Regions from separate parts of the Homo sapiens genome. Here region 2 is linked to region 1. Evidence: chromatin contacts called from ENCODE Hi-C or POLR2A ChIA-PET data. All regions are on one chromosome and are shown on one strand. Each heading gives the region's core, a stretch centred on a gene start or an enhancer-like site at or near the end of the contact. The rest is flanking DNA. Distances are from core to core; before and after follow the strand shown. Region 1 overlaps SNX29 (sorting nexin 29). Region 2 overlaps SNX29 (sorting nexin 29).

The links. A loop is a pair of places that touch in the nucleus more often than their neighbours do. ChIA-PET counts read pairs that join two places held with the same protein, here RNA polymerase II (POLR2A). Pooled maps may share reads with other maps.
Region 2: a loop to region 1 is called in a map with no recorded cell type, with 2.5 times the contacts of the local background. The contact joins two enhancer-like sites. A Hi-C loop is called at or near these places in 2 of 168 maps with a recorded cell type or tissue (B cell and Calu3), 13 of 37 single-sample maps with no recorded cell type and 5 of 50 pooled maps. POLR2A ChIA-PET finds 5 or more read pairs at or near these places in 10 of 52 experiments (B cell, BJ, GM10248 and 6 more).

Annotation. Positions count from the first base shown.
Region 1 is chr16:11,993,448-11,999,263 of GRCh38, forward strand. The region is part of intron 1 of SNX29 (sorting nexin 29); the gene reads left to right. Among named protein-coding and RNA genes, the nearest start is that of SNX29, 20 kb to the left of the region's middle. Within about 2 kb of position 1,429, at least 12 of the 41 ENCODE cell types and tissues checked have a DNase peak (open chromatin) inside an H3K27ac peak, as active enhancers do.
Region 2 is chr16:12,029,190-12,034,969 of GRCh38, forward strand. The region is part of intron 4 of SNX29 (sorting nexin 29); the gene reads left to right. Among named protein-coding and RNA genes, the nearest start is that of SNX29, 55 kb to the left of the region's middle. Within about 2 kb of position 1,368, at least 3 of the 41 ENCODE cell types and tissues checked have a DNase peak (open chromatin) inside an H3K27ac peak, as active enhancers do.

The sequences.
Region 1 (5,816 bases), core at 179-2,678:
TGGGAGCCAGAGGTCTTGATACCTTGGGGTAAGGGTTGCCAACAATGATGATAATGATAGCTAATTTTATTAAATGCTTGGTATATACCAGGCACTGTTCTAGGTGCACAATACAATTTCCCTCATTTTATCGTCCGAAGAGGTAGGTTCTATGATGAGCCTGAAGGAGGGAGGTTAAGTAACTTGCTCATGATCACATGGCTGGTGGAGTAGGATTCTAACCCACACTATCCTGTTCTTAATTTCTGCTCTTTCTCTCCAGGAGGTCACTGTAGCTTGAATGGTGACCCCAGGCAGAAGGCTAGAGATTTGTGGTAAAAATTAATGTAGGATCCAAAGGACTCTAAACATTAAACATTAGATCCTGAGAGTTCTAAACATTGAAGACAAAGGCCGGGCGCGGTGGCTCATGCCTGTAATCCCAACACTTTGGAAGGCCAAGGCAGGCAGATCACCTGAGGTCAGGAGTTTGAGAGCAGCCTGGCCAACATGGTGAAATCCCGTCTCTACTAAAAATACAAAAATTAGCTGGGCATGGTAGCAGGAGCCTGTAATCTCAGCTACTTGGGAGGCTGAGGCAGGATAATCGCTTGAACCCAGGAGGCAGAGGTTGCAGTGAGCTGAGATCGCGCCATTGCACTCCAGCCTGGGTGACAAGAGCAAGACTCCGTCTACAAACAAACAACAACAACAAAACATTAAAGAGAGACCCAACTAGGTGACTGACTTTCCCGTGCACATGAGGATTCTGAGTAGAGTTAGGGAGTGTCAGCTGACTGCATTTCTCAGACAGGTTTGTGGACCCCTGGAGGTATTCCCTTGGGTGCCTTTCCATTTTCTGTTTTCATTTTGATGGTGATCTAAATGAGAAATAAAAAGAAGCCTGTTCTTGTTCACCTGGTTGACTGCTGGCTGGGGGCTGCCCCTGGAGATGAGGAAGCAGGAACATGGGGTTTGATCGCTCCTGTGTGGCAAAGTGTTTGCTGAATTTGCACTGGGCCACTGCTGCAGGTTGTGATGGAGGTCGAGGGTGAGCAGGGCTTAGCAGCTGGCAGCTCCAGGATCCCATGGACTTGGAAATGTATCCCTCCTCGGCCACTTCCCATGAGTCTAGCCCTGGGTAAAGGTCTTTTCCTCTCTGAGTCACAGTGTTCTCTACTGAATGGAACCACTTTTCCTTCTTTGTCAAGGATTAAATAGGTCATTTAATGACTTAGCCTGTGGTTGGGATTCGGTAGGTGGGCACATTGTTCCTACTTCTCTCTGAGTGGCGGCAACATTTGAAGCTGGCAGATTCTTCTGGGCCCTGGCGGAGGTGCTGTACTCTCCACTGGATTCAAAGGGAGAAGGTAAGAAGGAGACTGGTAGCATTGATTGCTCTGCCTGCCTGTCTCTGCAGAGTCTCCATAGACTGTAGAGCTGGAAGGGCATGATCTCATGCAGAAACCAGTGGCCAGACAAGGGAAGTGACTGTCCCTGTCACATGGCTAGCAAGCAGGCCAGGCAGGATGAGAGCTCAGGCCTTGTGACTTCCCGTTCAGTGCTCTCCACTGTTCCTCTCAGTTGATAAGTGGTCCTGAGACCACCTGTGCTCCTTGCAGCCTAGTAAACCCCCTTCTCTCTTATTTATTTATTTTTGAGACACTCTCACTCTGTTGCCCAGGCTGGAGTGCATTGGTGCAATCTTGGCTCACTGTAACCTCCGTCTCCCAGGTTCAAGCGATTCTCCTGCCTCAGCCTTCTGAGTAGCTGGGACTACAGGCGCCCGTCACCACACCTGGCTAATTTTTGTATTTTTAGTAGAGACGGGGTTTTGCCATGTTGGCCAGGCTGGTCTTGAACTCCTGACCTCATGTGATCCGTCCGCTTTGGCCCCCCAAAGTTGCTGGGATTATAGGTGTGAGCCACTGTGCCTGGCTGACCCCTTTCTCTTAAGCTCATTCAGGGCTAAGTTGGCCACAGCTGCCCCTTCTGAGGTCAAGATTATCTCACTTGACAGCTTCTTGCCTGCAGAGAGATCACAGCCAGGAAGTGTGAGCCTCTGGGTTGAGACCTGCACAATCTCGGGTAGTTTTTGTATAAAGAACAGGTTTTTCTTTTCTTCCCCCCCCACCCCATCATGAAAAGAGGCTTTGCAGAGTAAGGCAGAGGAGGCTGCTGACATCTCATCCAGAATAATCAGTAGAGCAAAATACTCTTAAAAAAAAAAAAAAAAAAGACATCGAGGATCATTGTGCATACCAGGAAGGGTAGGTGCTAAACCTTTATTATTCAGGTGTGAAAGGAGCCGGCAGTGTCAGCTCCACTGGAAGCTTACGAGAAACACAGAGTTGGCAGGGCACGGTGGCTCACACCTGTAATCCCAGCACTTTGGGAGGCCGAGGTGGGTGGATCACGAGGTCAGGAGTTTAAGACCAGCCTGGCCAACATGGTGAAACCCTGTCTCTACTGAAAATACAAAAATTAGCCGGGCGTGGTGGTGCGTGCCTGTAATCCCAGCTTTTTGGGAGGCTGAGGCAGGAGAATTGCTTGAACCTGGGAGGTGGAGGTTGCAGGGAGCCGAGACTGGGCCACTGCACTCCAGCCTGGGTGACACAGCAACACTCCGTCTCAGAAAAAAAAAAAAAAGAGTTAGGCCCCATCCTCAACCTCCTGAACCAGAACCTCCCTTTTGGGCTGGGTGTGGTGGCTCACACCTATTATCCCAGCTGTTTGGGAGGCAGAGGCAGGAGGATCGCTTGAGTCTGGGGTGAGACCCCGTCTGTATAAAAAATAAAAATAAATAAATTATCTGTGAGTGGTGCCCTGTGCCTGTAGTCCCAGCTACTCGGAGGGCTGAGGCAGGAGAGTCGATTGAACCCAGGAGGTTGAGACTGTAGAAAGCTATGATTGTGCCACTTACTCTAGCCCATGTGATAGAGATCCTGTCTCAGAAAAAAACGCCAAAAAATAAATTGCTGCTTTTTAACAAGATCTCCAGGAGATCTGTGTGGACATTAAAGTTTGAGAAGCACTGCATTAAAAAATTATCACTAGGGAGATGAAAGAGATTTTTATTTTCTTTGTACATTTTTTCCTGATTTGTTATTATTCTATTTTTTTCCTGCATGAATTGCTTTTATGATGAGAAAAAAATAGCAAAGGCATTTCCAGTGCGGGGAACCCTGTCAAGTTTCCAGTTGGCATTGCTCAAGGGCAGGTAGAGCTGTCGGGCTCACTCATACTTGGAAAAAGGAAGAAAGCAAGCCTAACTTTTTTTCTATTCTGGTGTTAGGGAGGGAAGATCAGAATCCAAACCCTGGATTCTGAAACAAAGAGCGTTTGATTGATAGACACAGGTGTCAAGAGGTGTTGGAGGACCTTGGCCAGATGGGTCTATAGCCATCCTGAGCGATGCCTTGAGATGCCTCATGGCTGGTGGGAATGGTGCCTAGGCTATTCTTGATCGAAACCTCTTCCAGAAAAAAATACTAACGGTACTTTTTGAAGAGTCAGTTGTTTTATTGTGTGTCTCAAAGAATCTGCTGACTGGTTTCATTACCAGGCCTGGGGGTAAGGCAGGATCCTTGGTATTGTGGTCCTAACACAGGCTTTAGAGGTCTTGAGTCAGGATCACTGTTCCACCAATTAGTATTCAAATTTCAACAGTCTAACCCCTTTATCATGGCCCACACGATCCTATGTGACTGACATCTGCCCGCCTGTTTGATCTTTCCTTCCACTTTTTTGCTTTTTGCTCAAGCCACAGCAAACTTCCTTCTGGTCCTGGAAGACCAGAGCCAAGCTTGTCCTACCTCCGAGCCTCTCCCCTTGCTGTTTGCTCTGTCTGGAACACTGGCCTGCCCTGTCTTTCCATAGCTGTTCCTTCTCTTCATAGAGGGCTCAGCTCAAATGTCACCTGTGCAGAGAGGCCCTCAGTGGCTGCCTTGGCTAAAGCAGCCTTCTTGCTTCCTCCCTATCCCATCACTGTGTTTGTTTTGTCTTCCTAGTGTGACTCTCTAACACTTTTTCATTGATTAGTTTACATTTATACTTTTTTTTTTTTTTTGAGATAGGGCCTCACTCTGTCACTCAGGCCAGAGTGCAGTGGCACGATCTCAGCTCACTGCAGCCATTGCCTCCTGGGTTCAAGTGATCCTTCCACTTCTGCCTCATGAACAGCTGGGACCACAGGTGTGTGCCACCACGCCCGGCTAATTTTTTGTGTTTTTGGTAGATACAGGGCTTCATCATGTTGCCCAGGCTGGTCTCAAACTCCTGATGTCAAGCAATCTTCCTGCCTCAGCCTTCCAAAGTGCTGGGATTACAGGTGTGAGCCACTGTACCCGGCCTTCTAGTAGGATTTTAGCTCCATGAGAAGATGGATCTTTTACACCATTTAACTCCGGTGTCCTCAGCTCTTAAAACATTGCCTCACATACACTAGAAGTTAAATAAGTCCTGGGTGGATCAACACACACAATCACTTGACTTCCCCGAGCTTCAGCTTTCCCATCTGTGTTTGGGAACCTGGCTTATAGGGTGAATGTGAAGATGAAGGGAGATGATGCATGCATAGTGCTTAGCTTGGTTCCTGGCATGTAGGATGCGCCCAGCACACGGTGGTGGTTGTTATCAACCAGCTGGCCCTGGCTTGACCTGGAGGAATCACTGACCACCTCTGAGATAATGCCCTGCTGCTACTCTCTGGTGCAGCCCACGTAGAGTTGCCCAAGACAGAAGCAGCCTGATGGCAATTCAACGCCTGCAGTGTGGAGCGTCTGCCCTTAGAAACTGAATTTCAGTATCCTTTGAAGTGAATGTGCTCTGTGTCTGGTGCATCATACTCCGGGCTTTGTATCTTGCTTGGAGTCATTGGGCCTCTTGTGGAGATCAGGTGTGGCTCTACCAACTGTCTGCCTGGTGCTTTCAAGTGCTCTTGCCCCAGACCTTCCTAAATGGAAGTTCAGCATATGTCATGTGTGTCAGTTGGGAATGCTTTTGGATGCAAGTAACAGCCCAATGTGCAGTGGTGTGGACAAATAGGGTTATTTATTTTGTGAGAGTTAGCTTGTTTCTAGTCTTGGCTTACCAACTCAGTGATATCAGGGCTGGTGTCTTTGTGATTCTCTAGGTCTTTCTCTCAGGCTCATGACTTCGTGGTGGCAAAATGCTACTCTGGCTCCACCCAACATGTTTATGATTAAGGCATGAAGGATGGTGGAGGGAGTGATGCTCTGCATAGCTCTTCTTTCTATCAGAAATGAATGACTTTCCCAGAACTTTGGGAGCCACTTCTGCTTTCTTCTCATTGGCCAGACTGCTTAAGTTCAACCTCAGCTGCTGAGAAGAGGAGTAATCAGGTTTCACAGCTTGGATTGCTGAAGGTGGCATGGGAAAAGGATGTTGGAGATGATAGTGAGAACAGCCAGTGAGCAGTTCCTGCTGTACTGGGAAACTTATATTTTATTTTAGGCTGCTGGTTGACAACTGGGGGCAGTTTTGATTCCCAGGGGACATTTGGCATTACATGGAGACATTTTTGTTATAACTCAGGGGTTTGTGTGTGCTAATGCCACGTAGTGTGTAGAGGCCATGGATGCAGCTAAACATCTTACAATGTCAGTAGTGCCAAGGGTTGAGAAACCTTTAGACCATTCTAGACATGTTCAGATTTGGGGAAAATTAGTTTAGCTGTTTTCCTTTGATGCAGTAACAGGCAATAGCCAAACTTCATTGTAATGATACAGATTATTGATACCTAGTTGTGCTACTGATTTTGTTAAAGATCAGTAGGAAAGGACTGATCTAGTTGGGGACAGCCGTGTCCGAGCGTC
Region 2 (5,780 bases), core at 118-2,617, 36 kb after region 1:
TTTCACCAGTTACTCATTTGTAGAAATGAGTTGTTCAATAAACACACAGTTGTTCAATAAAATTATGTTCACTAAACAAATACATCTTGGTTGGAAGGAAGGGCATTATTCATTGCGTGCAGTACTGTATTTCATGGTTCCTGAGGTACCATATACCAGGATCACTCCAGCTTGCTACAGGGAAAGTGATTAATTTTTGAGGAACAAAGCAAAAATTAATGAAAAGTGACCCAGAGCTCTACACAGACTTGGCTTGCTGTCTTTGTAGCCACTGGAAACCCAAGTAGCCAGTACAGAATACAGTATGGAGAAATGAATTATTTTCCATTCCACTTGGGAAAGGAGAAAGAACCACTGCCGTTATTGGCGTTTGATGCATTTGATGGCATGACCTTGGAATTTGATTTTTTTTTTTTTTTTTAGATGGAGCCTCACTCTGTTGCCCAGTCTGGAGTGCAGTGGCATGATCTCAGCTCACTGCAACCTCTGCCTCCCAGGTGCAAGTGATTCTCCAGCCTCAGCCACCTGAGTAGCTGGGACTATAGGTGTGTGCCACCATGTCTGGCTAATTTTTGTATTTTTAGTAGAGATGGAGTTTCACCATGTTGGCCAGGCTGGTCTCGAACTCCTGACTTCAGGTAATCTGCCCGCCTCGACCTCCCAAAGTGCTGGGATTACAGGCATGAGCCACCACGCCTGGCTGGAATTTGATGTTCTTTTAATCACTGATATATCATCGTCAGGTTATAGGTTGGCAGTCAATTACAAGGTGATCGGGGCCATTCAGAATATACCAGAGACACAGTTACTGTTGCTGAGCTGCCTGTAAAATTGAAGTCTAATCTTCCCTGTCTGTTCGGCAGCCTTGGGCAATGAGGATCTGACTTTGAAACACTGCCTTCCCTTGCTTTCTGCGATGCCATAGCCTCTTGGCACACTTTCTTCTTCTTTTCTGATCCTTGTTGGCATATCACTTCCATACCCTCAAATATTATTCATCCTTGGATTCATTGTTGGCTCTTGTTTCTATGCATACTGTTTGGATTCCTTGGTGAAGTTGCTCTGTATGTGCCTGTTATTCTTAGTCATACCCGCAGCCCAGAGCACTTCCTTGAACTCTGTCTCATGAATGTCTCTATTTGGCGTACAGCACGGGCTTGTCAGTCTCCAAAACTGAATTCTGATCTTCATCCATATGTGTTCCTGTGTTTCTTGCTTAGTAAATGGCTCTGCCTTTTACCCAGGTCCCCTGGACAGCTCTTGGGCTTCCTCCCAGCCTTCTCCTTCTCCCTCTTCTCTGCCCCAAAACCAGTCCCACAAAGAGCATTGTTTTCTGTCTCTCACATGGGTCCCTGAGCCACTCGCGGTTCCTCCATCCTCAGTGAATTCTCTTCTTTCTCCCCGACTTGTGTTTTCCTGCCTTCAGTCTTGATCAGCTCTGACCCACTTTGCACATCATGGAGTGGTCTTCTTTAATGACCATCCCACTCCCCCACTTATTCCCCGTAACCCCACTAACTTAAAGCTCTTCTGTGGGTCTCTTGTAGAATCGGGACAAAGTATCCAGTGCGTGATCTGGCTTCTTGGGCTCTCTTCCCTACTGGCTGTATCTGTCTCTGTTCTACCTCTTATGCCGTGCTGTATGCCAGGGCTGACAGGCAGCGGCAGGTCTGACATCACAACTCTTTCATCCAGTTTGCAAATAAATGATGGCCTGAGTCCCACAAGCTCCCCTCCTGCCACGCCCCTGCCTTGGGACTCTTGAGACCTCTCCATAATTCAGCAGCTGAAGCACTAATGCCAGATCCTGTGTGGGGCAGGGCCTTCAGTGCCGCTGCCTGTGCTTTGCTTGGTGCCTCTCAGTAATTTAGATGATTCAGTTCTGTATTTTTTTTTTTTCTGAGACAATGTCTTGCTCTGTCGCCCAGGCTAGAGTGCAGTGGTGCGATCTCGGCTCACTGCAGCCTCTGCCTTCTGGGTTCAGGTGATTCTCGTGTCTTGGCCTCCTGAGTAGCTGGCACTACAGGTGTGTACCACCACGCTGCCTAATTTTTGTATTTTTGGTAGAGATGGGGTTTCCTCATGTTGGCTAGGCTGGTCTCGAACTCCTGGCCTCATGTGATCCACCTGCCTCAGCCTCCCAAAGTGCTGGGATTACAGGCGTTAGCCACTGTTCCTGGCCCAATCCTGTATTTTGAACAGCTCTCCTAGTTTCTGTTGTCTTGAAACTCTTCAAGTCTGGCAGTTCTTTCCCTTCTGCTACCTTCCTTCCTTCCCCAGCTCTCACCCAAGCTCCTACTGGCGAAACTTCTATTCTCTCTTAAAAAAAAAATATGGCCGGGCGTGGTGGCTCATGCCTGTAATCCCAGCACTTTGGGAGGCTGAGGCGGGCGGATCATGAGGTCAGGAAATCGAGACCATCCTAGCTAACACGGTGAAACCCATTTCTACTAAAAATACAAAAAATTAGCCAGGCGTGGTGGCAGGTGCCTATAGTCCCAGCTACTTGGGAGGCTGAGGCAGGAGAATGGTGTGAACCCGGGAGGCGGAGCTTGCAGTGAGCCGAGATCGCGCCACTGCACTCCAGCCTGGGCAACAGAGTGAGACTCCATCTCAAAACAAAACAAAGCAAAACGAACAAAAAAAAAATTGGTAAAATATACATAATGAAATTTACCATTTCAGCCATTTGAAGTGTACAATTCAGTGTAAGTGTACTTAATGTACATTCACATGTCATACAGTAATCATTACCACCATTCATCTCAGAACCTTTCCATTTTTACAAACCAAAACTGTGTACTTGTTAAACACTAACACTCACTCCCTCCACACCCCTGTCCCTGGCAGCCAGCATTCTACTTTCTGCCTCAGTGCATTCTACTACTTTAGGTTCCTTGTACCAATGGAATCATGCAATATTTGTTCTTTTTTGTCTGGCTTTATTTAGCATAACATCTTCAAGGATCGTCCGTGTTGTAGTATGTGTCAGAATTTCCTTCTTCTTCTTCTTCTTTTTTTTTTTTTTTTTGATGGAGCCTTGCTCTGTTGCCCAGTTTGCTGGAGTACAGTAAGTAGCGCTATCTCAGCTCACCACAACCTCCGCCTCCTGGGTTCAAGCGATTCTCCTGCCTCAGCCTCCCAAGTAGCTGAGATTATAGGCACATGCCACCATGCCCGGCTAATTTTTGTATTTTTAGTAGATACGTGGTTTCACTATGTTGGCCAGGCTGGTCTCGAACCCCTGACCTTGTGATCCACCCACCTCGGCCTCCCAAAGTGCTGTGATTACAGGCATGAGCAACCGCGCCTGGCCCAGAATTTTCTTCTTTTTAAAGGCTGAACAATATTTTTGAGGGTATGTAGAGCCCATATTTTGTTTATTCCCATGACAGTTGGGTGTCTTCCACTTATGGGCTATTGTGAATGGTACTGCTGTGAATATGAAGATACAAATACTTGTTTTTTCCACTTTTAGTTCTTTTGGGGCATACACCCAGAAGGACAATGTTGGATCATATGATAATTCTATGTTTAATTATTTTTTAGAAACCATCAGAGGGTTTTCCATAGAGGCTATACCCTGTTGCATTCCCACTAGCAATGCACACGAGATCCATTTTCTCCACCATCCTTCCACATCCTTGCCAACTCCATAGCCTTGCCAGTGTTGGGTTTTTATTTATTTTGTGAGATAGAATCTCACTTTGTCACCCAGGCTGGAGTGTGATCTTGGCTCACTGTAGCCTCCACCCCCCAGGTTCAAGTGATTCTCCTGCCTCAGTTTCCCAAGTAGCTGGGATTACAGGCGTGCGCCACCATGCCTGGCTAATTTTTGTATTTTTAGTAGAGGCAGGGTTTCACCACGTTGGCCAGGCTGGTCTCGAGCTCCTGGCCTCAAGTGATCTGCCCGCCTTGGCCTCCCAAAGTGCTGGAAGTACAGGTGCGAGCCACTGTGCCCGGCCAATGCTGGCTTTTTAAATTAGAGAAAAGGTATATAGCTTTAATTGTATACATGGGGAGAACCAGAGAGTGATTACCACCCCCTTTTTTCATATATATATATGTATGTATAGTAATTTTATTATTTTTTTGTAGGGACAGTATCTTACTATCTTGCCCAGGCTGGTCTCAAATTCCTTGCCCTAAGTGATCCTCCCACCTTGGCCTCCCAAAGTGCTGGGATTACAGGCCTGAGCCACCGTGCCTGGCCTCCTTTTTTCTGTTTTCATAATTGCCATCCTAATGGGTGGAAATGGTGTCTCATGTGGTTTTGTTCTCTTCTCTTCTGAAGTTTCAGAATTGTTTTCAAAAAGCCATTCATGAGCTCCCTACATGGTTCACCTGGACTGTGCCCCTCCTATAGTCCTGAGTTCTTCTTCCATCAAACCTATGTATGGAACTACCCGTTTTCTTTTTTCTTTTTTTTTTTTTTTGAGATGGAGTCTGATCTGTTGCCCATGCTGGAGTGCAGTGGTGCAATCTTGGCCCACTGCAGCCTATGCCTCCTGGGTTCAAGTGTTTCTCCTGCTTCAGCCTCCTGAGTAGCTGCGATTACAGGTGCACATCACCATGCCTGGTTAAGTTTTATATTTTTAGTAGAGACGGGGTTTCATCATATTGGGCAGGCTGGTCTCGAACTACTGACTTCAGGTGATCCGCCTGCCTTGGCCTCCCAAAGTGTTAGGATTACAGGCTCATCCTTGTAGCTCTAGTGTCTTGCAAGATACCTGGCCACCTACACAGTAGATGCCACCAAAGGACTGCATTCAAAATAACCACTTGAAGACCCTGACTTCAGAACATGCTGCTCATTTTCCCAGGAAGCCAAACCCCTACTCTCAGTGGTCTGTACGCATCTTCAGTCAGTGGGAAGCGGTGGTAATATACCCATAACTGTAAAATGAGAGAGACCGACTTCCTTGATCTTCAGTGGGGATTTTTGAAAATGGTTGATTGCACTCAAAGCAGAATTTGTATTTTGCTTCATTGGGTCACCTTGGGCAACAATTTCATTTCTGTAGAAAATTAATTTTGGAGGAAGCTGCATGTGCCAGGGGAGCCCTGGGTCCATCCTTTTGATGGTGAGGGGAAGTCCAGTTCCTCACTCGCCCATCCCTGCTTTCGGTTCCCTGTTGGTGATTTTCTTTTGTATTCATGCACGTGCCAATCAGCTGCTTTTGGTAAGGGAAGCCTTGGAAGGATGTCTGCTAAAGGTGCAGAGAAAATGCAGAGCTCCATTCAAGGTGAAAAAAGTGGTTGACAACTGGCAGAAAGAAGCTGGCTTTAGGGAGGAAGTCAGAAGCCAGGGTGCTGTACCCGTTGGGCTGTGTGTTATCCTGGGTCACTGGATCATGGGCATGTCCACAGGGTCCCTCAGGGGTGGGTTCTTGACACCCAGGGTGGCATGGACTTGGGCCAGTGGCTATTTACTAAGGGGTATGAATGTGTCTCAGCATGTTAAGATCTAGTGGAGCTGGACTGATACCTATTGGCCGAATGTGACCTCTGCCTGTTTCAAAGGTGTTTAATCCTGATGTCTCATAAATTAAGACTCAGGCTTGTAATCCCAGCACTTTGGGAGGCCGAGGTGGGTGGATCACTTGAGGTCTGGAGTTCGAGACCAGCCTGGCCAACATGGTGAAACCCTGTCTCCATTAAAAATACAAAAATTAGCTGGGCATGGTGGTAGGCACCTGTAATTCCAGCTACTTGGGAGGCTGAGGCAGGAGAATTCCTTGAATCCAGGAGGCGGAGGATTCAGTGAGCCGAGACCGTGC